Linked DNA regions of Homo sapiens: region 2 is linked to region 1. Evidence: chromatin loops called from intact Hi-C (ENCODE). Cell type or tissue: Caco-2. All regions are shown on one strand. Each heading gives the region's core, and the rest is flanking DNA. Links, peaks and the distances in the headings are about the cores only.

Region 1 (15,878 bases), core at 4,392-12,391:
TTACTGATAAGCTGTGAGTACTTACAGAAGTCACTTTACCTTCAGAGGCCTCGTTTACTTTATCAGACAAGAACAGAGTTGGATTTGAATATCTCTAAGTCCCAGCCAACCCATCCCTCTGCCTCTAGAAGAAGGCTACATATCTTTCTCACTTACGCTACAAACACTCAAGGAATCCGTGTGACTCTCTCCTACCTGCAGAGAAATGGCATTTCACTCTGGTGTCAAGGTGGTTATGGTATAATGAATGCGTCAGACAGGGTGGACTAGCCAGTAAAAAGAAACAATTGGCAAAACACAAAAGAAAGTGTTACCAGCATCCTGCTCTCAGAATACACCAAATAAACGCCTTTCAGCACGCAGATATGAGAACCTGCCCCATCGAAGCTGGAGGGAAAGAGTGGTTTCAATTAAGAGAAATGCAGCAGCTACTGATTCCCTTAGAGAGAAGCCTCCTAAATTGCTACACACTGTCCCAGTGATCCCTGCAATAAATTTCAGCATCTTGGGCCAATTTGAACCATTCTTCAGTTCTGAGACAATCCTCACCTGAGGAGCTGCTGAGTGGCCCCCAACTGAAAAATGAATGGGAAGCTGGGAGGCATCCCCCACCTGGCACCTTGATCTTTGATGGCCTTGGAGGCCCCATTGCCCCTGGGGAGAGTGAGGAGAGGAAAGTTTCCACCACCTCCTTTCCTGAAGATGCCTCCCAAGAGTTCTCAATTGTTTTGAGCTCCTCAATTCTCAAGGAGCCAGAAAAATCCAGTTTCTTAGGAAAAGGAGACACCTTGAACTTTCAAGGCTCCATTCTAGGGACAGAAGAACAGGATTAATCCCATGAAGCTGAATGGGAACTTGCAGTGTAGTGTTAAAAGGGAGAAGGAGCTCTGAATTGAATTCCAGCCCCACCATATAAAAGCTGAGACATCTCAGGCAGGTTACGTCCGCTTTATGAGCCTCAGTTTCTCTGCCTGTAAACTGGCTCTGATGAAATTCAGCCATTCATTTATTCAGTTGTCATTTGCTGCCTCTCTCAAAGAGAAGTTGATGGGAGTTAGAGAATAAATATACAAAAAGCACCAGTAGAGAGTCTGGATCATAACAGATAGTTAATAAATGTCCGTTTTTTTTCCCTTCTCCTACAGGAAGATGAAACCTTGGATGACTGGCCCCAGTCTTCCCCGCTGCAAAGGGGTCTCATAGTTTCTAATTTATGATGTGTTTGCACCATGAAAAAATCATCTGCACTTTGATAATCTGCTCTTTCATCTCAAACAACAGTCCAAAATCACACTCTAATGAAATTAAAAGCAGATGAGAAACCGACACACATGTAAATACTCCTATTAAAAGGTGCAAAAGCCTTACTCACTTCTGAGGTGTGGCTGGGAGTGGCCAGATCTTGTTTTCTTTAGAGGACAGCAGAACTAAGCAGCTAAAGGCAATTAAAGGTATTTTTGGAGATGAGAGAATTGATTAAAAACGATGGACACACTTTATGCACTCAGAAGCTGGCACCTCATTGGCAACCAAGAAATTCCAAGCTTGCGCTTCTAGGGAGGAAGTGGACTCTGGGAAACTCCAAACTTCTCAGAATGAAAAGGAAGCTACTCTGTTAAACTGCCTCTGGAAAGAGCCCTTCTGTTCTCTGGCCTCAGAGAACAGCACTGTAAGGAAACAATTGCAATGGGAGAGGGAGGAAAACACCATTTCTTCCTCCAGCCCCACCACCCACTGCCAGGACAGAAGGCAGGAAGAGGCTGATCCTGCTGAGACAAGCAGCCTTGGGGATTGACTGTAATTGTGCAAGTAAAGACAGGACCTGGAGTGCGTTTCCCAGTTCACTTTCACCAGCTACAGCAATAATCCTGCTTCCCGGAACATTCCATGCTGCTTCATTTGCTCAGCAACAGTTGTTCCAGGAAGCCTGTATGCACATAGTGTCAGCTTGCTGGTGTGCCCGCCCTGCCAAATTCAATGAGAGTTTATTGGCTAATGTTTTTCCCAGAAATGGGATGAAAATCTTCCAGAGGCAGCTGGAATCATTTTCAAGTGCAGCAGGAACACAGTTGGGGCAAATGGTGAATGGAGAGGCCCCAAGTGTAATCATCACAATGACCTTAATTATGACTGTTGAATGCTTACTCCATGCCAGTCGTTCTATCAAGGGTTTCAAGTCTGTGATCGCGTCAGTCCTTACACAACTCTAAGCCATAGGTATATTACAACTCTATTTTAGAGAAGAGAAAATTGAGGCTCAGAAAAGTTAAGTAAACTGCTTAAGGCCACATAATTGGTGACTGGCAGAACTGGAACCCAACTCTATCTCTGCAATTCATACGGCTTTCTAAGCACCCAGCACACCAGAAGCAAACTCCCCAATGCGTCCTTGACAGCCCAGAGACTCAATTATGTGGGCTGGAGTAAACCTTCTCAATTCCGGCCTTTGGAAGAAGATAGGAAAGCTGGTTCTGAGAGACCCTGGTCCCTGCTGGCCTATTTGAAAAGGATCTTATTTCTGAGTGTCTCCCAGGGCTCTGGGAAGCTACTTTTGGAGAAGAAACCAGATGAGTTTTCCAGAGTTTTTAACAACGCAAACAATGCAGAATACAAAAGTGGCTGTTGACTTTAGCCTTCCAAACAATACAAAGAACAGGAAGCTCAAACAGATAATCGGGCTCCTTTCCTATATCATCAGAAACTATGCGGAAGGAAGCCTGGGGATGATCTGATGAGGCTTGTTTCAGAGGCGAGAGAGCTGCCCTAAACACGTCCCAGAGGGGAGCCACACCGAGCACTCCCCTCAGCCCCAGCAAGAAGTAGCCTGGAGTATCCATGTCTTGCTTCCCCAGCCCTTGCCCCAACAGTCCTGTCTCTAGAGGAAAAATGTTTCCTCCTTATCCCTCACACTTATCCTGAGTGGGCAGATGTTGCATGTGTTCAGCTTCCCTTGGGGTGATGCCCTTGCAGGAAACTGTGGAAGAGATGATTTCTTAGATGATGCCAGCCAAGGAAGCAGGTACAGGGACTGGGGTGGCTCACAGCTATGAGGAGGAAGGAGGGAGTGAGAGAAGATGTGGCCTGTGTATTGACTCTCCTCTGCTTTTCAAGCACTTGTCTCTTATTCCAATAGAAACAGATAGGTTAAAAGATGATAGATATAGATAGATGATAGATATAAATAGATAAAGATAGAGACAATTAAGAGATAGAGATAGATATATGGCAGATAGATGATAGATATAAATAGATAAAGATAGAGATAATTAATAGATAGAGATAGATATATGACAGATAGATGATAGATGGAACATAGAATACAGACAGATGATAGATAGATAGATAGATAGATAGATAGATAGATAGATAGATAGACAGACAGACAGATAGATGGATAGATGATAGACAAGGTTTTTTAAGAAGTTGAGTTTGGAACTCACAGGATGCATCCACCATGGTAAGTCACAATCCCATCAAAATCACCCCAATACTGAAGTGGATATGGGGACTTCAAAAAGGAGAATCCAAATTCAGTGTCTCCATGTGCTGGGCACTGTGCTAGGAAAAGATCCAGGCATTGAATAAAGCAGACAAGGTCACTGTCTCGATAGAGGTTATGGACCAATAGAGTAGACAGGCTATTTCTTTTCCTAATTTTTAATAGAGACAGGGTCTGGCTCCATCACCCAGGCTGGAGTGCAGTAGCACAATCTTAGCTCAGTGTAACCTCAAACTCCTGGGCCCAAGCACTCCTCCCACCTCAGCCTCCTGAGCAGCTGGGACTACAGGTGCATGCCACCATGCACAGCCAATTAAAAATATATTTTTGTAGAGACAGGGTCTCACTATGTTGCCCAGCAACCTCTGCAAACCTCTGCTGTCAAAGTAAGTCTTTTGCCTCAGGCTCCCAAAGTGCTGAATTACAGGCATGAGCCACTGACAGACATTAAACAAGTTGACAACACAGCATGATAAATGTAACAGACACATGAGGTGTAGTTGGAGCCAAGCTCAGTGGAAAGGGAAGCCTTTTTTCTCAAGTCCTGTGCTGTCCCCAAAGGAGATCTGTCTCTCTAAGGAAATGTCACTGCAGCTGAGAACTGAAGGATGGATTAGGAACCAGCCGGCCAGTCTAATGCTCAACAAGGCTCATGATCAGGAAATTCACCCTCAAAAGAAACATACACCATTTTGGTTTAGAATCAAATGGTTTAGAATCCATTTCCTTTAGATCGTTCATCATTAGATACTGAAAAGAACCGGCACCCTTCCTGCCTAAGACACAATCACATCCTTCAGGTCCATTTTTAAACATCTCTGGATGCAGTCATCACAAATCCTTTAACTATATTTAGGTGATAAAAAAGGAATGGGAAACAAAATCCTGAAGACTTCCTCCCATGATGTTGGATTCATGAGCTAACTGTGTGGAGGCAGGGGACTGGCTCAGAAAACCCTCCTGTTCATTTTTGGGTTCATTAAAAAGTTGAGATGCTAGACCCTTAAGCTTTGGACTCAAACTATTAGGAAGGACTTTTTCCTGCCTATGAAAGAGCAATTTTTAATATAAAATCCAATAGTCAATTCCAGACCCCTTGAAAGTAAATCAGGTATATTGGGAGCAAATGATGTCCATGGTGACATGGACATCAGCTCTGGGGTAGAAACTAGAATTCAAATCCTGAATTTGCACTAATTAGCTGTGATCTTGACCTTTCATAACCTTGCAGAAGTCATTAAACTTTCATCCCATACAGGAGGCCAGTAATGCCAACCACGATGTTAATATGAGGGCTGCTTTAGATAATGGAACCGAAAACACTTCACACACATTAATGCACTCTAAGAGTGCAGTAGAAAAGGGAAGACGGCCATTTCCCTTGAGGGTCATCATCTCATAATTTAGAGAAAGAAATGCTCATTCAGGTTCGTAGGAATTCTTTTTTAATGGATGACTCTAGAGCAGCGGTCCTCATGCATGGTGTAGCTCCAACAGTGCTGAGATGGGTTGCAAGTAATGAGTTTCTAATAATAAAGTACTCAAGTGTGCAGAAGACTGGCTATTTCTTGTAAATTATAACAGATTTAAGATTATTCCCTGATATAATTCTCTTTTGTAGAAGACAGGAAAGGATAAAGTTTTAGGTATTATCATTGAGTATAAGCCACAGACCATCTAAACCTCAAACTGCAGTGTGTCCCCCATGTGAGCTCTACCCATGAGGCATGTCTTTTCAGAAAAAGGTTGAGGGTGTGGCACAGAGGCACAAAAACTTAGCTTTGCCTTCTTTCCTTAGCCCAAATAGTCTCAAACCACAACTCTAGCAGGTAAATGGACTCCCTTACTCATTGTAGCCCACATTGTTACCAATGCAAAAAAAGTTATTCTATTCTACCTGAAGTGCAATTTTATTCAGAAACCCTGAATTTGTGCTTCAGGACAGGTGAGACCTCAAATCCCAGCTCCAGTGGGTGGATCATGATTGGTCTAAGTCAAGCACTGTGGTCCAAGCTCTTCTTGCCAGTGATTGGTTAGGTGTGGGCATGTGACCCCATTCATCCAATGAGAAATAAGGAGAGGTCAATTAAGGACTTCCCAAAAAGCCGCTCCTCCAATTTTAGAAGAGATGTTTGTGAATATACACTCTTTCTTCTGCTGCTAAATATTGATTTTTTTTTTCCTAGGATGCCTGGAACTGTGGGATTTAGTTTAGGAACATGAGGGGTGCTAAATTGCAGGAAGACACTGGGAGTGGCAGAATTGAAAGTTGGAAAAATAAACCTGAGTCTTGATAATATCATTGACTTCCTGGAATCATCCCAGACTTCTTGCCCTGGGAGGTAATATTTTATGAGAGCTGATTGTTCTGTTACTTACAGAAATATTCAGCTGGTATGTACAGATAGGGATATACCAAAATATACACAACAGATAACAATCACACGAGACACATGATGGTTTGATGCATAGATGGGTTGTAGCTTAAGTTCAATCATGATACCTATAACTCCATCTCTGTCTCTCCTGCCCAATAAAGCCAATTTGAGTAAAAGTGAGTGAGAAAGATGTTATCATCGTCATTGAGAGAATAAACTTTATTCTCATTTACAAGACATAGTTGTTTACAACCAAGCATTTGAATTAGCTAGTGCCTATACTCTACTAATTTTTAAATATTTCTATTATGACATGTACTTGCATCTGAAGGCATCTTAAATGATGTTTTTGTTTTTGTTTTGTCAGCACAACTATCTCGCTGTTCTGAAAAAGTCTACTCTTGTCTCCAAGAAGTCACCAGAAGCAAGGAGCTAAAGGACTGAGGCCCTAGGAGCCAAATGGTTGTACATTCGTATCCCAGAGTTTGTCCTATTCCTCCTGCCTGACCCCAAAAGAGGCACCTGTATGACCTTGAAAGACACCCTGTAAACCATCCCCTAAATGTACACTAATAAAACCCTAGGCCCAAGCTTCAGCCACAAGATCAAGGAACTTTCAACGAAATGGATAAGATTTGTCTCTAAACCAATGCTTGACACTCAAGATCCCTAAGTAAATTATGAATTTTCCCCAGTAGCTTAAAATAACTTCTATACCATATGACACTTTTTGCTTCTCCAGAATTTTTGTTTCCCTTCTCCCCAAATGTGTGCTTCTAAAATCCTGAGTCAGCTTAGAGGTTCTCATGATTTTCTTCCCACCACTATTACAGGGCAGACATGATAAACCACTTGCTTTCAGAATTTTGAGGAGTAAAATTTTTTTTCTTGCTTTCTTACTCAGAAGACCCAATGGTGAGACAGTGAGAGGGCTGGTACAGCTCTGAGAAGTCTGACAACAAGGGTCCTCAAGGAATTGTGGGGATCCTGGAGACATGGTTACTGCTATTCATCCAACAGGTCCTGGGAGGCTTTCCCTGGTGCTTTAAATCAGATGAGATCTCCCTATTATGCTCTCACAAGATCCAGTGCTTCTCCTTCATAGCACTTACCACAAGTGTAATTAAACAAAGGCATCATTAGTTGTTTACTGTCTGTCTTCCAGATAGACTGTAAGTTCCAGGAGAGAGGAGACTATGCCTCTCTTGTCTACAGTGGTATCCCCAGTGCCTAGCAGAGCACAGATATTGGTGTTCAACTAGTATGCGTTGAGTGAACAATTGAATAATTTGAAAACCATTGATTGTTGACTCAACTCACAAAATTGCTCAGAGAGTCTGGGCAAGTCAAAGGTCAGGTTGCTGTGGGCCTTATGGTTTCCAAATGCTCATTAAGTCAAAAAGGATAAAAAAATACCAAATATGGGTGTGCAAGACTGTGCACAGGGAACCAGTTCCAAGCACAGTGAGGGCTCCAGTGCAGTGTAAACACCTACGCCATTTCCCACTGTGCCACTAAAAAATCCATTACCCTATTATCTTCTTCTCATTTTGTACTCCAAGTCTTCTTGTCCTGATCAGATCATTGTCTTCTTGTTTAGTTAGTGTCCTCTCCTTTATCGTCTCAAAGGATAAAATGAAAGGAAACCGGACAAGTCAGAAGACCACGGTTTTGCCACCAATTAGTTTTGTGACCTTGGGAAAGTCACTTGCAGCCCTTGAGGCTTCCTTATCTTTCCAATCAAACAAGTTGGCTACATAATTCCTAACACCCTTTCCCATTCTGACATGCCCTGTTATCAGACCACGATAACTTCCTTTCTCTTTTTCTCCTCTTCTCCCTCTTTGAACACATATTTTGGTGTTGCTGCATGGGCCCAGCTCAGTTTATACCTTCTAAGCTGTCCCGTCAGCACTAGCAAAGCATCTGATGATTATCCCATTCCCACCTCTAGCCCTTTATTGAGTTATCCCAGCAAGGGCACTGAGAGCTGGCACTGAGAGCAAGGGCAGGCTGAATGCATTTGCAAGCCTTAGGAAGTGGCACAACCAAGAAGCCTGAGCCAATACTGGGCCCACCTAGATAAGGAGGGAATGGCAGCTTGGAGGAGACTGCTGAGCATTCCAAAGAATACAGTTTCAATGATTGGGGTCAACCAGCAACAGGAGACATAGATAGAGGCGAAAGTTATCCTAGGTAATAATAGGACCTTGTAGTTTTATATCACGTGTTTCTGCCTACTAGCACAAAACACTTTCACACCAGCAGGCAAAGGTGGAGAGGTCTAGGGGAGGCAGAGGGATTATTATCCCCAAATGGTTCACACAGTATATTGAACCATTAGACAGATAAAGCCAATAGCCCAAGGTCAAACAATTAGGCTTTCACAGGGTGGGAATTAGAGCAGAGTGTCCTAATCTTACCCAGGGGCTATTTCTGGTAGACTTTTGATGGAGCCTTTTGTTTATACCTTGGTTCTATCTTATCTTACCTGCCCAGGTAGCTAGCCTACTTTTTCCCTTGGGGATGAGTAGTGGGAAACTTGAGTGGCCCAGAGTGAGCCAGCTGGCCAGCCTGAGCTCAAAATCCAACCTTCTTGACTTGGATGCTCTAAGCAGGACTTAGTGAGGCCAGCTCATGGAATGTGGCTGCTGTTTGCATTTGGGAGGCACAGAAGAGCTTCCAGTGGCAGCTGAGAATGCAGAGGCTCCAGGGCTGATAAAAGTTGTAATTAACATGCACATACCACCCTTTCATCTTCAAAAGCTTTCCTCGCATTAGCTAGTTATTCCTCCTGTCGCCACCACGGGTGAGGCATCACTTTTGTCTTCTCAGTTTGCAGTTGAAGAAACTGATGGGAAGAAGGGACCCTTTGCCAGGAAGTCTGGCCCTTGTTCAAACACAGGAAATATCTGGCTCCCAGCATCTAACTTCATGTGGGTAAATGGGAAGACAGAATGGGAGTGAATCCTAACAAAAGGCTCAAGTGACTAACCTCTGCCCTCTGGGCAAGAGACTGCTTTTTTACTGTTCTAGAAGGAGATAGAGTCTATAGTATGGCTAGCTGGACAGATTCTAGAATGGCTAAACTCCCAGAGGACTATACACACAACTCTCAGAAACATTAACAAAGAAAGCCTGCTGCTCCACTACGGTGATGTCCATGTGATGCATGGGGGTCAAATCCTTCATATTGTGCCCATAGCAGACATCACTAATGGATCACAGCACTCTCCATACCTGAGCCAAGGTTTGACTTCTTAGTACAGCATTTTGGGAAGCCTCTAGGAGTCAATGGGAAATGTTCCTTGAGCTAAAATCTATTTGCTATTGCCACAGTAGGTCTTGTTTGGGATTCACTTAAATTGCCACTCTCTAACCCAGGCAAAGTTGCCAAAGTTCTTTCTCACTGTTGGAGCTGGCCTGCTTCTGAACTCTGTCTAGCACTGTCTGAGAGGGTGATTCATGAGAACTTCTGAGTTTCTGGGGCAGAAAAATTGGATCTTCTGCCAGTGGACAGTGCCACTGTTACTTGATTGCCTGGAATCTGTCCGACCTCATCTCTCACTGTTCTTTTCATGAATTCTCTTATCCAAGCAGACAGACCCCTCCCCTGGCCCCAATCAAGCCATTCTTATTCCCCCACTTTAAACACCTGGCTCATGTTTTGCCTTTCCCTGGGTTTCTCTCCTCTCCCCTCTCTCTGTCTATCTTCTTTTCCACATTCAACTCATCCTCAAATTCCTTGAAGCCTTCACATGCAATCGAGATGTCTGTTTTTCCTGTCTTCTGACACTTGGTTATGCTCTCTTGCATAATTCTTTCACCTGTTTAACTTTATTTCCACCAAATGGTAAGCTCCCTGAGGACAGAAACTAGGTCTTCCACTTTCCTCATTTCTGTCCACAGTGCCAATACATTTTAAGGAAATTTTAAGTTGGTCAGTTTGTCACCATCTTATAACTGGGGAGACAGAGGCAACCAACAGGGGAAGGACCTTGCCCACAGTCACCCTGTGACTGAGAGGGAGAAGCTCTCCTGGCTATGAGTGGGTTCTCACTTCTCCTAGAATACTGTGTCTGTATGATTAGCTGGAGAGACAGATGACTGAACCGTATCAGCAATAACTGAGGGCATTGCACAGGATGTGAGATCTGAGCACATCTGGGATTTTATTTCAGCTAATGGTCAGTGGATTCCAGATGGGTATAAAGTCAGCACAACCAAAAGGAGCTGTGATCTGACGAAGGACATTCAGTGACTGACAGAATGCCAAAAACTAGCCTTATATTATAGCCTCTGACACATTTTGACAAAATCCTAAGTCGTGCAATCTTTATGATTTCCATTTTTCTTTCTTTTTCCTGAGCAAGAGTTTCTCTGGTTTTATGATGAAAAGAAATTTTTACTGGGGGTCTGGAGGACTCTCAGTAGAAGCAGAAATTCACCATCTCTCAGGCCTGCCTTGCTCAGTGCCTTGATTTGGGGAAAGATTATATATAATCTTTTGTTTGGTCTAGCTTTTTTTCCCCTAGATTCTCAGGCTACCCTAGTTGCATAGGATACTAGCACTCACCCTGTAAGTACTGCTTTGTCTGAATATTGTGGTTAATTTTGTGCCAACAAGTTACAGGGGTTGCTTGAGGAAAGCTGGCAAGTCCAAGGTGCTCATGAAGCTCTGAGAGTGAAGGGAACAATTTTTCTCTTCTTCAGAGGTTGGCTTTTCTGGCCATGTGAAGCAATGTTTTTAAAGTACAATATAAAGAGTACAGTGTTCAGATCCTGCAGTTAATCCCAGGACTGACTTCCTGCAGTTTCAGTTGTGTGACTGGGACATGTTCCTAACTTCTCTGGCCAGAGCTGCTTCATCTGCTCACCTTCCACATGGTCTAGAGGATTCTATGAAGTACTACGGGCAAAGCACTTTGTCCCTACAACACTCTTGCCCATTGGAGTTAGAGTGTAATTGGGTCCATATGTTTATTTCTGGCATGGATTAATAATTCACTTTTGACATTTAATACAAATCAGGCATCAATTTTTTTTGACACTGCCTTATGGTGGTTTTGTGTTATTCTTTCCATTAGGTTTTATGAGGCTCAGGTGTTAGTAAGCCCACAGAGTGGTGAATTTATAGAACATGAGGCCTGGAAAGGACTTGACAGATCAACTAGAATCCAACCCTCGCATTTTACACATGGAAAAATAGAAGTAAATGGGGGTGAAATACTTTGCCTAGCAGCACATAGTGAATCAGTAATAGAGAGAAGCTAAAATATAATAATCATTTCTATTCTTGGGATACCTTCTGTGAACTAAACATTAAGCTTTAGAAATTACGTGCTAAGTATTGTTCCAGACATTTAACAAGTGCAACTGCCCAAGCTCACGCTGCTGTTAAGTGGCAAGAGGGGAATCAACTGGTGTATGGGTCCTCCCGTCTTGTTCCACTGCCTTTATACCTTCTAAATGACTCTTATCAAAGCCAGACCTCCTCATCTTCATTACACCACACCAAGCATCTGATTATATGGAGGTGATTTTTAGTCTGGGAGGTTTTCAAACCATTGACCGAAAGAAACAACTGCCCTTTTATTCCTCTAGCATGGTGACCAAAAAGCCAACAATTTTTCTCTGAGTATTGTTGAGAACATGATTTTAAGGTTTGGGGTCTTTTTATACATGAGGCCAGATTTGGAAGTAAAGGTGTAGACAAAGAGGCAGCCAGACCTATAGGAAATCCAGATCCCCGTTCTACTGGACAAAATACAATTAGCTCTAAACTTCCCCTGCCTTGTGTAACATTTCAAACCTCAAGAAAGATCTCTTTAGACTGAAGAGAGTGCAGAGAACAGAAATTTCAAGGGAGGAGGCGGGTTGAGGATCGCTACAAGTAGCAATAGAGAAAAATGAAAGAAGATTTGTATAGACCAGAAAGAAAAAAAATGAAGAAAAAGAATTAGACAGAACCTATAAAAATCACAAAAGATAAGTAACGGAGATGGCTTTGCTAGCCAAGTCTAGAAACATTATTAATTCAGTAAGCCATCCAAGTGTTTATTGAGCACCCACTATAATTGGGGAACTGTGCTGACCGCTCAGGGCTATCATGAATATGAAAATGTATAGAGGGTTTGGGCTTTTCCCTAAGGAGCTTTTATGCTCACTGGCAAAAGAAAAGAGATAACCATTACATGGCATCCTTTAAACTTTCTCTTTTTAAATGGAGATGTGTTTGTGAGGTTTTTATGAATTTTCAGGGGGAACAATAGGAGAAAGCAAGTCACTTAAGGGAGTCTACAGGAATGTACCTGACCTCTAATGATATTGTAAAGACAACTAGTCTCACTGCAGAGGATCCACTGCAAAAACAAACTCCTTGACAGGAGATTTCTTCCCCGAACTTTTATCCCCTCTTGTGGGTTACCTGAATTCCCCTCCCCCTCTTGCAGGCAGATGTGGGCCCAGTAACTCACTGGTGGCTGCGGAGCTGACGTCAGCTGGTTTCCTGCAAGATGGTGCTTAGTTAGCTCTGTTAGATTCTGGTTTTTTGACTGGATACTCAGCAGAGGCAACATCTGTGATTGGCATGTAGTAGCTACTCATTTAAAGTGTGCAAAGACTAGAGCTGGGGGCTTGGGCAGAAATGCCCTTCTAAGCCAAACGCAGGAGACCAGGTGTTGGCTGCATGGAATTGTTCATTTCTCCCTGGCACCTTTTTTTTTTTTGAGACCGAGTTTCGCTCTTGTTGCCCAGGCTGGAGTGCAATGGCGTGATCTTGGCTCACTGCAACCTCTGCCTCCCGGGTTCAAGTGATTCTCCTGCCTCAGCCTCCCAAGTAGCTGAGATTACAGGCATGCACCACCATGCCCGGCTAATTTTTTTGTATTTTTAGTAGAGACGGGGTTTCTCCATGTTGGTCAGGCTGGTCTCGAACTCCCGACCTCAGGTCATCCGCCTGCCTCGGCCTCCCAAAGTGCTGGGATTACAGGTGTGAGCCACCTTTCCCAGCCCTCTCCCTGGCATCTTAATGTGCATAATAGTGAACACTTGCAAAGGGGCTTTACTGTTATCGTGCTACTATCTTGGAAAGGAAGTGGAAAAAGATGCTGCCTAGTTCCACGATTGGTGTGTGGATCCTCCTAGAAGTCACTGCAGACCTGTTAAGTGTAAAGAGATGCACTAAAATTGAAAAAAAAAAAAGTTGGGGGAAGGGGGCTGGAATATGGGATGAGTCCTCATTCCCAGGAAAAGGCCTGCATCCCTTCCTGTGGACTGAGCCAGATGTTCCCAGGGGGCCTTGCCTCCTCCCTTCCTGGGTGGCTTTTTTCTCAGTGAGGGGTACCCAGAGGAAACTCTCTTGCTCCCTGATGGGATGGTCACATGCTGGGCCAAATAGAAGCCTGGTCATCTGGTTTAGGCTAGGGCTGGAGAGAAGGGCTATAGTATACTTCCAGCTTTTGCCAAATTCCTTGTGCCCTGGATATGTACAGCCCTACTCCTGACAGCCTCTTTTCTCAGAGTTTCTCTCCCTCCCTCATCCATTCTAGCCGGTGGAGAGAAGACCCTGGAACCAAGGGCCTGTAAGGTGAGGGCAAATATTTTGCTGCTATTTGATTGGCTCATTTCCCAGTCAAAGTTCTAGCTGATGGAGAAACACTAATCAGCCACCTTTACCTTTCATCCAGGTGACAAATAATGAAGTGATAATGAACAAACAACTCAATTCACATCCCTTTCAGCCCTATCCTATCCTAATGAACAAACAACTCAATTCACATCCCTCTCAGCCCTACCCTATCCTCAACTTTCCATCACATGGAAGAGAGTAGAGCTTCTATTCAGAGATCAGAATGAATGAGTCAACTCAGAATATGCATTGGCAGAAGTTTCCATTACAACTTCCTCCTCCTTCATTTTTGCAATTCTAACCCCTTCCTCTGACATCATGTTTAAAAGCTCAGTGGATGTTATGACCTCACCCACAACTAGATTCCCAAATGAAGTTTTTGAAAACAACTACAGTACTTCCAGGTACAATCGTCTGGATTTCTAGGGTGCCTCGATATCTTAATATACCAAGAGAAGCACTCTAACATAGTGACAAAGAGCATGAACTCTGTAGCCAGATGTGAGTTTGAATCCCAGCGCCATCACTTATCAGCTGCATGGCCTTGGGCAAGCTACTTAAATTCTCTGTGCCTCAGTTTCCTCATATGTAAAAGACAGATAATAACAGCACCACCTTCATGAAGTCAGTGTTTGGATTAAACAAGGCAGTATATAGGAAACAATTAGAATGGCGCTGGTACATGGTCAACACTCTGTAAGTGTTTGCTATTATTACTAATAGTGGTGAGGGTTCTCAGAAACATAGAACTTGTGCAAAGATGCAAACAGAAAAAGCGTAAGAGCTCTCAAAAACAAATGAACTTTCAGGCACTGCGAAGGAGACTTGCAATGCCACAACAGCAGATGCTCAAAATGACTGGTCTATGTGAATAATCTCTTCCCTCAACCCCGGAGTTTTGCAATTAACCTTTACTTTTAAAAGCTGAAGACCTGAAAGTTTCTGGGACCTGAGTTTTGCAAATCACCTCCTTGGTGACTCAGTCCCTCCCCACCCACCTGAGATCTGTCTGCCCACACTTGCACTTCGCAGGGACACTTACCTCAGGAGGACACACCCAGGCAGCCAGTGCAACTCAAACTCGGGGAGATCTGGCTCTGTGAGTTTCCATCGTTCCCCACCCCCACAAGACCCACCCCCTCATTCTGTGTTTGTCTCCCTGTCTCTCAGGTCTAGCTGGGCAGACAATCTTTGGGAAGACAAAACCTGCCCCAGTTATGGGTAATTTCTGACATCACAAGCTCTGTGGAGAGGAGACACCGTTTGCCATTGCCAAAGTGGCTCCCCGTCGGATGTCAGGATTCCCTACGGATTTGCCCCCGAAGAAGCTATGGTAGTATCTGGTCAGATGACAGCTTGATAATTGCCCAAAGAGACCGACAGAGAAGGCAAGAATCTCCCGCATCTCCCATATAGTACTTCTACTTCTCTCCTCTGCCACCACCTTCCAGAAGCAGACATGGGGGTTGGAGGAGTGTGGGCCTCTCACCCAAGGATCTCAACCTCGTATCAGTATCTCCAAAATAACTAGAACCCCAAGGTGGCTGCTGCTGGGGAGTGTTTTTGTTTTGAGGCTTAAATTTGGGGTTGGTGTCCTCATCTCACTGGCTCCCACTCCCTTCTCAGCCCAACTATCTAGTAACCCTGTCTTTAGCCAGATGTCCCCAGCGGTCACAGCAGGCAGCCACCAAAGCCGCAAACAAACAGATGGGTGAGCTCACTGTTTGGGGTAGACCAAACATGAGGCCTGTGGTGGGCAGTCAGCCAGCCAAGTCAGCCCTGTCCTGAGCAACACAGCCATCACCATGGTTCTCACTTACACATAAATGTATTTGCACCTTAGCCCATACTGACAGCATGCTTCCATATATATAGATATCATGACTTTTATATTCTAGACATTCATTGCAGTTCAACAGTTATGGGTCAATATTACTGGGATCTGGGCCCACAAAAATGAATGTGACATGATCCCTGTTATCAGGGGACTCCCCCAGTGCTGCAGAAGACAGGAGAAGATACATTGGAATTTGTTTTGTTGTGGTTATTTTCCCCTTTAAGGGGCATGAAAGTCTTTAGCATTCTTTGGCATCACCAATTCCCACCACACACATAGATCCTTCAGGCATGTACTTATAGGCATACCTGCAATGTGCATATGTCCACATCCAGCAAACAAGAATCAAACATGTGGCTTATCTTGGTACGTCACCCAGTGGGGCAATTGAGCAATGGAGAGGGGAGGAATATGAAATACTTACCTCCAAAGTACACATGTCCTGAATCAAACATTAATTTAATTGACACCATCCTAGTTAAGGAGTTGTAAAGATGTGAATTTCTTTATGCAAAAAGCATTTTTAAAAAGTGT
Region 2 (8,000 bases), core at 1-8,000, 250 kb before region 1:
TTCAAGCCAAAGGTACGTATATGTTGACATTTCTCTGTTCTATTCCACTGGCAAATATTAAGATATGTTCAGAGGTGAAAGAACACTTTTGTACACACAACCCAAGGTCTTGCAAATTATATCTTCGTGAGTGTTTTCCCTTATTTTCTTGCATCAGTTGACTCTGCTTTCTGAGACCAAGACATTGATTATCATTGTGTTTGTGTTTTTATCAGCACAACAAATTAATTCCAGTGACTCAATTGTAGAGCAACAGAAGGTAGAGCAAGCCAACCAAATCTCATTGGAAATTGCCTTGCTTTTCTTTCCTTACCTGTTTTTAATAGTTACAAATCTGTTATTTACCATGGCAGATCGATATTATGCATATTTCCAGTTTATGGGTAAAGATGTCACTGATTACATTCAATCTACATTTAGGAAATACATTTTTGCACATAGAATGTAACAGCCAAATAAAAGAGTGTGAATGATTCACTATTCACTGTCAGATAAATTATTTTTAACAAAAACTTTTACCCTTTTGTCCTCTGGACCAGTGGCTCCTTCCCCATCACACAAAAACATGGCTTTATTAACAATAAAAGCAAAACCCTTAAATATACCCGGCATACCTGAAACTGGGAATAAAAAGAGGTTTAATTGGACTTACAGTTCCACATGGCTGAGGAGGCCTCCGATTCATGGCGAGAGGTGAAAGGCATTTCTTACATGGCGGCAGCAAGAGAAAAATGATGAAGAAGCAAAAGTGGAAACCCCTGATAAACCCATCAGATCTTGTGAGACTTATTCACTACCACGAGAATACCATGGGAAAGACTGGCCCCATGATTCAATTACCTCCCTCTGGGTCCCTCCCACAGCACATGGGAATTCTGGGAGATACAATTCAAGTTGAGATTTGGGTGGGGACACAGCCAAACCATATCAAGGGGGATGAGGCACTGAGACTAGTTAGAAGATGGCAGCAATAGTTTAGGTGGGAGATTATGACCTGAATTAAGGTATAGAAATGAGCATAGGTTACCAGATTCCAAGGATATTTAGAAGGACTTGGTGACCAAGTGCAAGTAGGTGTGAGCAGGTGGAAGGGCTTAAAGCCATCTCTCAGCCTTCTAGATTAAGCAAATGGGGGCGAGGTAAGTGCAGAAAAAGGAATTCAGGAGAGAAATTAAATTTGAAGAAGACAGTGAATTTGGTTCAGCATACTGGCTTAGCATTTGTGGCGAGTGGAATATCAGTAGAGATGTTCACTGGGCAGTTAGAGTCATGACAGGCCGGGGCCTTTATGGAGTGCTATTTGTATTACAGATGTAAGGGAGCTCACCCGCACACAGCATGAAGCTAGAGAAAAGAACTGGGCTAAGAGAAGCATCCTGGGAAGCTCTAGTATCTGAAGATGGGCAGAGGGAGGTGATTCACGGGGTGCGGGGTGCAGGGTGCTGAGAAGTAAGGAAGGGAGTCAAGAGTGAGCAGGTGACTTGAAGTGGCCGACAGTGCTGCATGCTATGGAGAGGTCAAATCGTGGAAGGACTGAAAAGTACTCATTGGATTAGTCAATTTCAAGGCCATCATTGGCCTTTGCCAGAGCTGGGTCAGCAAAGTGATGGCAGCTGTTGCCATGTTGGTGTGGGTTGAGAATGGGTGGAGAGAAAATGAATGCAAATTATTTTTTTCCATAAATGGTAGTCAAGAGGTAGATGGTACTAGGAAAGCAGATAAGGCAAGAGCAGGATTATATGTTGGGTTGTTTTAGTTTTAGGCCAGGTGTGCTATAAGCCTGTTCATCTGCTAAGGGAAGGGCTTGATTAATGAAGAGGAGGTCTTGAATTATCCGTGGAAGATACTGATGAAGGAAAGAGTTAGAACCTGAGGCTAATTCATTGCTCACTTTGGGGGTTCCTGCAGGAAGAGCAGGGTGCCTCTGTGAGACTGATCCCACAGTATAGGGGAGCACTACTCAGAAGGGACAGGGAGGAAATGGCTGCCTGCCTAGATGGTCAAGTCCACATGATCAACCCTGGTCATCTGTAGAGTGACAGATGGGGCAGCCAGCTTGTCCTTACTTCTATAGCCTCATTAGTCAGCAAGCTAGAGTTGGATGTATTTTAGTAGTGCTTGCTGTTTTTTTTTTTTTTAAGATTTACCTTTTAAGTCCTTTCTAAGTCTCCCTAGTTGGAATTCTTCTCTTTCTTCCCTTAACCCTTCATCATTTATGCTCTTGCATAGTTTGTGAAAATTTTATTGGACCCAGTTTTAATCCCAATCTCCTCTTGGGCTCTGCATTCCCTTTAAATCACTTCCTGGATATTTGCATAGCACATGTATCCTGATAACTCCCAAATGTATGTTTCTATTTCAGGCCTTTTTTCTAGGTTCTAGATTCATATATCCTACAACCTAACTGATGTCTCCATTTGTGCAATGCATAGATGTCTGGAAATTATCATAGTACAATGGAACTCTTGATTTTTTTTTCCCTACAAACTCATCTGTACCCACTCCCAAGTTTCCCCATCTCAGTAAATTCTATCTGTTTAGAGATTCAAAGCCAGAAATGTTGGTATTAACCCTGCCTTTTTTTTCTTCCTTCAGCCTCAACCTACAAGCTTACTAATTTCTACCTCAGTTCCTCAGATATCCCATGGTCTTGCCCACATTTGCATTCTCTTTTCCAGAACCACTTTCTACCCTACCACCATTCCACAGATGACTGGCACCCTCTGATCCTGGAGCATGCTTTGGTCCTCAGCTTGAATAATATTTCCCAGAGAGGCCTTCTCTTCCCATTCCACCTAAAATAGGTCTCTCTTTCCTAGTCCTACCTCATTCCCCTTGTTTGCTTCCTTCACTGCATCAATTACAACTTTTACATATTTTATTTATCTGTCTGTTTGTATCTACAAAGTAAGCACTTTGAAGACTAGTTCATCATCATGTCCTCCTAGATCCTAATGCAGTGCACTCAGTAAGCATTTGTTGGCTGAATTCTCATCCTTGTCAGCCTGGAGAAGGAGGGAAGGCTTCTCAGAAGAGGTGATGTTTGAGTTGTGCCTCTTCCAGGGAGTCTGTCCTTATTACACTTTGTTCAGACCTCTCTCATAGCAACTCATCATAACAGAGTGTGCTAAGTGTTTTCTTGTCTGTCTGTTCACTATCCTGGTATCTCTCTGAGGATCAGGGTTACATTAATTTCTTTGTGCCTCATCTTATTATCATTATCACGATGAATGTTAGTATAATTGAATTGTCTACCTCGCAAAAGAGATATGCAAGGGCATAGAGACGACAGAAGGGAACAGGTGTGGGAGGCAACAGATCCAAGGTTGAGAAAACATTTCCTTTTGCTTGTTGGGTCATGGTCATCTTGGTAAGGTTCTGGTGGTCAATTGAACATCCCCATTCCTGCCTACCAGTCAATAATTACCCTTTGCTAGGGGTTAATAGGGTTCAAGGAGGTTACAAGAATAATCAGTTGGGAAGCAGCTCATCTTGTGAAGCCAAAAATGTATTTGTCACAGTCATTCATGTCCCCATGCAGCTGTCTGGGAAAATTACAAACTCCTGTATCTGCAGTTCTTTTAAAATGCAATGAAATTTCATCAGAAAAGAATCTTTGAGCCCATCCTCTGTCTTTCCCAGGATGCCTGCCTCCTCTCAGAATCATGTCTGTCTATTCCTTTCCATTGTTCTTTGTAAAGGAAAACAAGGAGAAGCTAGAATGAATTTGATATTCAGATACAAAGAAGGAATTTCTTAAGTCAAAGCAGATTTTTCAATTACATTAGTTAAAAAAAAAAAAAAAATCCAGGGCTTGAAAACTGATTTAGAAAAAGAAAAGTTACCAGAAGCAGACAACGTTGTTGTTAAATTGATCTTTTAACTATTAAAGAGACACTTAGTATGTTTAATCAGTCTCAATAGAGTTCCCTTACTCTGGTTTTGTATGGGTCTAGAAATAATACCTTGTAGTTGGTATGTGTGTTTTCCAGCAACCTAAATAAAAATGTTAGCTATTCTTATATTTCCTGAAATGGAGTTCTTTTCTGGAGTTTTCTGGTGACTGGACATGTTGGGAGATATTTATTGCATCCTGGTGGGATAAGAGAAGAAAAACCATGGCTGGCATCTTCTTTCTTGACTCTGCGAGTCCTCACAGTGCGAGTCCTGTGATTGGATGAAAGATCAGTTTATAAAATCCCCTTCCTGAGCCTTATGGGAAAGTCTTCAGCTGAAGCTATCCTCATCATCCTTATGGAAAATGCTAGAATCCTCCTAGATTCAGAGCCAGGGCACTCAAACTGCTGTTTTTGAAGTGAAAGTAGAGTCAAAGCCGAGATGCTGGGTTTTCTCGTCTGCTCTGACAGGGAAGCCATTGTTAGTTGCGAGAACCAAGCATATACAGATTTCATTTTTACTTTATTTGCTTTCTCTCTCCCTCTGAAGACTGTCAATGGGGTTCAAGGCAAGTAAACTCTAGATCTCAACACAAAATTCACACGTGATTGTCCAGTGGTCAGACAGACCGGGAACAATTTGCCCAGCAGGGAGCACTGTGGAGCCACACCTCTGAACCATGGTGATTTTCCTGCTGCTTTGAAGGAAGAGCGAGAGGGCAAATTACCTCTTTCCCAGGCCCCGCACCAGCTGTTGTCTTGGTTTCCAAGAAGGGAAGCCCAACCACTTTGTTTACATTCCAAGTGACCTGGAGTAACAACCGGGGACCAGCTCTCTGGAGGCCAAGGCTACACCTGGGACAACTGGCTGAGGTTGAAAGTGAGTTGACAGCAGTTGCCATTCACCAGCGGGTCCTGGGTCCTCGTCCTCATCCTTGTCTTTGTCCTCTTGGCTTCCCCTGGGAGTCATCAGCGGGGTTCGAACAAGATTTGCTGGTTCCGGAGCTTGGGTATGTTCAGCCTGGTTTTTTCTGGGTTATTGAAAAATGTTTTAAGGTGAATGGGGCAACCCTGGGTTAGAAGGGAGGCCTTAAAAGCAGGAAGCCTAGACACTCAAGGGATTGAAAAAACATTTGGAAAGGGTTGGAAAGGCCCCAAAATCAACAACACAAGAATGGAGGCATGAAAACAGGTATTTCTTTTCAAAATGACTTACCAGCCACCCCCAAAGTCTAGCTTTTAACCCAATGGGAAGCAAGCAACAAAATTAAAATAGGTGTGAAAACGTTGTGTTTTTGGTAAAGGGCACACTGCCTTAGGAGGCGCCCGTGGAGGAGCAGAGACTGATCCACGTGTCCATATGTTTGCTTAGAGAGGACTTTCCCTCTTTGCCTTTGAGCTAAGCTGCTGAGCCAAGCCAGCAAGATGAAGATGTTCCCTTGCTTTTAGGGAACAGGAAAATCAGGATTCTGTCCAGCTGTGGCTCTAGTTTCTGGTTAGGGGGCATTAAATTAATCCTTGAGTTTCTCATGTCATAAGATCACAGGATATTTGTTGAATAAATAAATGCATGCAGCCGAAGAGCTCACTGGATGAGTTCTTTACCTCAAGAATTTCTGGTTTCTCCTTCAAGACAATCTTAGATTATTTGGGCATAAACATAGGAACCCTGGGAAGCAGGACCTGCTTTATGGATATGCGACTTAGGCAGTCCACGGTTTAATGCTCTGCTCTTATCATCTTGAAATGTTTAATTTGAACAAGGGGTCTCAAGATTTCATTTTGCCCAAATTACGTGCAGACCCACACATTATGTAGCCAGTCCTACAGGGCAGCCACACATGTGCAGGCTTGCATGAAATCCTCTTACCAGTGACAGTGAACATGGTAAAGATGACAGATGACCTTGAGACAATCTGCCTTCTGGCAGTGCACTAGAATATTCTCATAAGGAGATACTTTCATAAAACAGCTTCTGAGCCAGTGTTGCACAGCAGTTAAGAAGACGTGTTTTATACTCAGAAAGACCTAGGCAAAAATTCCTGTTCCACCACTCAGTAGCTGTGTGACTTTGGGGAAGTTAATTAGCCTCTCTGAGACTCAGATTCTTTATCTTTTAAATAAGGACAATATCACCCACCTGATAGGGTTTTGGAATGGATGAAAGCAGGATGTGTGTGAAGCGTTCGGCATAGTGCCTGGGACCTGGAAGATACCTATAATGTTGATTGTCATTGTTCTTCTTGGAATAGCAGTACTGTGTTACTTTTAGTCTGTTGAGCTTAGATGGGGTTATCCATCAGTCTCTTGACTTTGCAAATTAGGCTGCTAACACTTGGTGCATACCCAAAGGTATGTTTGCTAATTCTTTTCCATAGAGCCACAGGTGATAAGATTAGAAAGTAGGCCCTGGGCTTCTTTGATCATTTGAGTGCTGTATTTGCTCTAGCGAAGGGTTGTTTGAAGATTTTTCTCTTATGTGCTTTTAATCCATAACTGTTTTTACTTCCAACACTTCTAACTCCAAATGCGTGGTGTCTTTCCCGACACCAGGCAGGTGTCCTGCAAGTCAGTTCAGTTCTGATGCTATCCACCTGGGCTATGGCTATCCTACAGATTGAGGGCTCAGTCCCATGAGGTTGCCTTCACTTCAGGTGTCAGTCACAAGTCCCAGGTTGTCTCTGGTACTTCTGACTGACAGGCTGTAATTTCTAATTTCAGGGGGTTTCCACAACACCCTCCTCAAGTTCAATAATTCCCTAGAGCAGCTTACAGAACACAAGGAAACATTTTACTGATATTTACCAGTTTATTATAAAGGATACAACTCAGAAACAGCCAAGTGAAAGAGATGCATAGGGCAAGGTATCAGGGAAGGGCTCGGAGCTTTCATGCCTCTCTGGGTGGGCCACCCTCCCAGCACCTGGATGTGTTCACCAACCTGAAGTTTTTCAGACCCCATTGTTCAGGGATTTTTATGGAGGGTACATTATTAGGTATGATTGATTAAATCATTGACCATTGGTGATTAACACAATCTCCAGCCCCTCTCCCCTCCCTGGAATTTGGTGGGTGGCACTGAAAGTTCTAATCCTTAGTCTTTCTGGTGAGCAGTCCCCATCCTGAAGCTATCTAGGGGCCCCCAGCCACTGGTCATCTCATTCGCACACCAAAGTCACCCAAAGGTTTTAGCTATGTGCCAGCAACTTGGGACAAAGACCAAATATTTATTTTTTATTGTATCACAACCCTCTAATATCAAAGTCTCCCCAAGCAACGAGTGCCTGACTTTCCACTCATTCATTCATTCATTCATTCACAAACTTTCTAAAAATATAACTGATTGTTTCAGGTGATGTTGGGTGGGGGCACAGGAAGTAAAAGATATTTCAAGCCTAGGACAGGCAGCCACTAGGCAGGAGCATCATAGAGGGCCCGAGCCTTGGAAGTAGGGGGTGGACTGGATGACTGTTGTTTCCTTTAACACTGAGGGTCTACCCCCACCAATATGGCGCTTTAAGGTTTCCAACACTTTAAAGCATCTGGAAGGCCAAGATGAGTTTGAGAAACATGTGACAGAATGTTACAATCAGCAGGTGAGTAGGTACGTGGATAAAGGGAATCCATGTGGTGTAGAAAAAAAATGCTCATCTCTGAAATAAAACATTAAAAAAATAGTATGCAGCTAGGACGTGTAAACCAAAAATAAAATTCTAAGCTCCCCAAGCAACGGAGTGGACCCCTCCTCTCACCCAAGGGCATTCTAAAGCAAACCTGAAACGCTGGTTTAGGCCATGATGAGGATGGGTGGTTGAACATTTCTCATTATACCCTCCTTCCTTTGGAATTCAGGTACAGCTGACTAGCATTAACATTAAAAGAGACCTTAAGACTGACAAAAAAGACTCTTTGTAGCAATAAGATATCAACATGACGGATAACAGGCCCTGAAAGAAATCAAAGTGTTTTACCCTCAAATATATTTTCAACATATTTTGAAATGCCCTGCAAAAGCTGTCTCTTGTGGGGAAAATCTCCCTTCTGTAGAAAATCCTGTTCCTTTTCCAGGTCTTTTTTTCTGATCCAGGAGAGAACTAAGAGTCT

Evidence for each region. Peaks named below come from ENCODE experiments on the same cell type or tissue, not always from the same donor. Only the 100,000 strongest peaks of a DNase experiment are listed, where the experiment ranks them.
Region 2: a loop joins it to region 1, with 4 times the contacts of the local background. A loop is called at or near these places in 13 of 110 quality-filtered maps.

What each region holds. Positions count from the first base shown.
Region 1 is chr11:35,144,819-35,160,696 of GRCh38, reverse strand. All of the region lies in intron 1 of CD44 (CD44 molecule (IN blood group)), which reads right to left. Among named protein-coding and RNA genes, the nearest start is that of SNORD164, 10 kb to the left of the region's middle. RefSeq lists an enhancer at 8,143-8,935 and a silencer at 8,956-9,186. In Caco-2, for the core only: no CTCF peak of the experiment used is centred there; a DNase peak (open chromatin) is centred at 8,586.
Region 2 is chr11:35,401,225-35,409,224 of GRCh38, reverse strand. All of the region lies in intron 1 of SLC1A2 (solute carrier family 1 member 2), which reads left to right. Among named protein-coding and RNA genes, the nearest start is that of SLC1A2-AS2, 14 kb to the left of the region's middle. In Caco-2, for the core only: a CTCF peak has its summit at 4,542 (motif pointing right); DNase peaks (open chromatin) are centred at 4,634 and 6,444.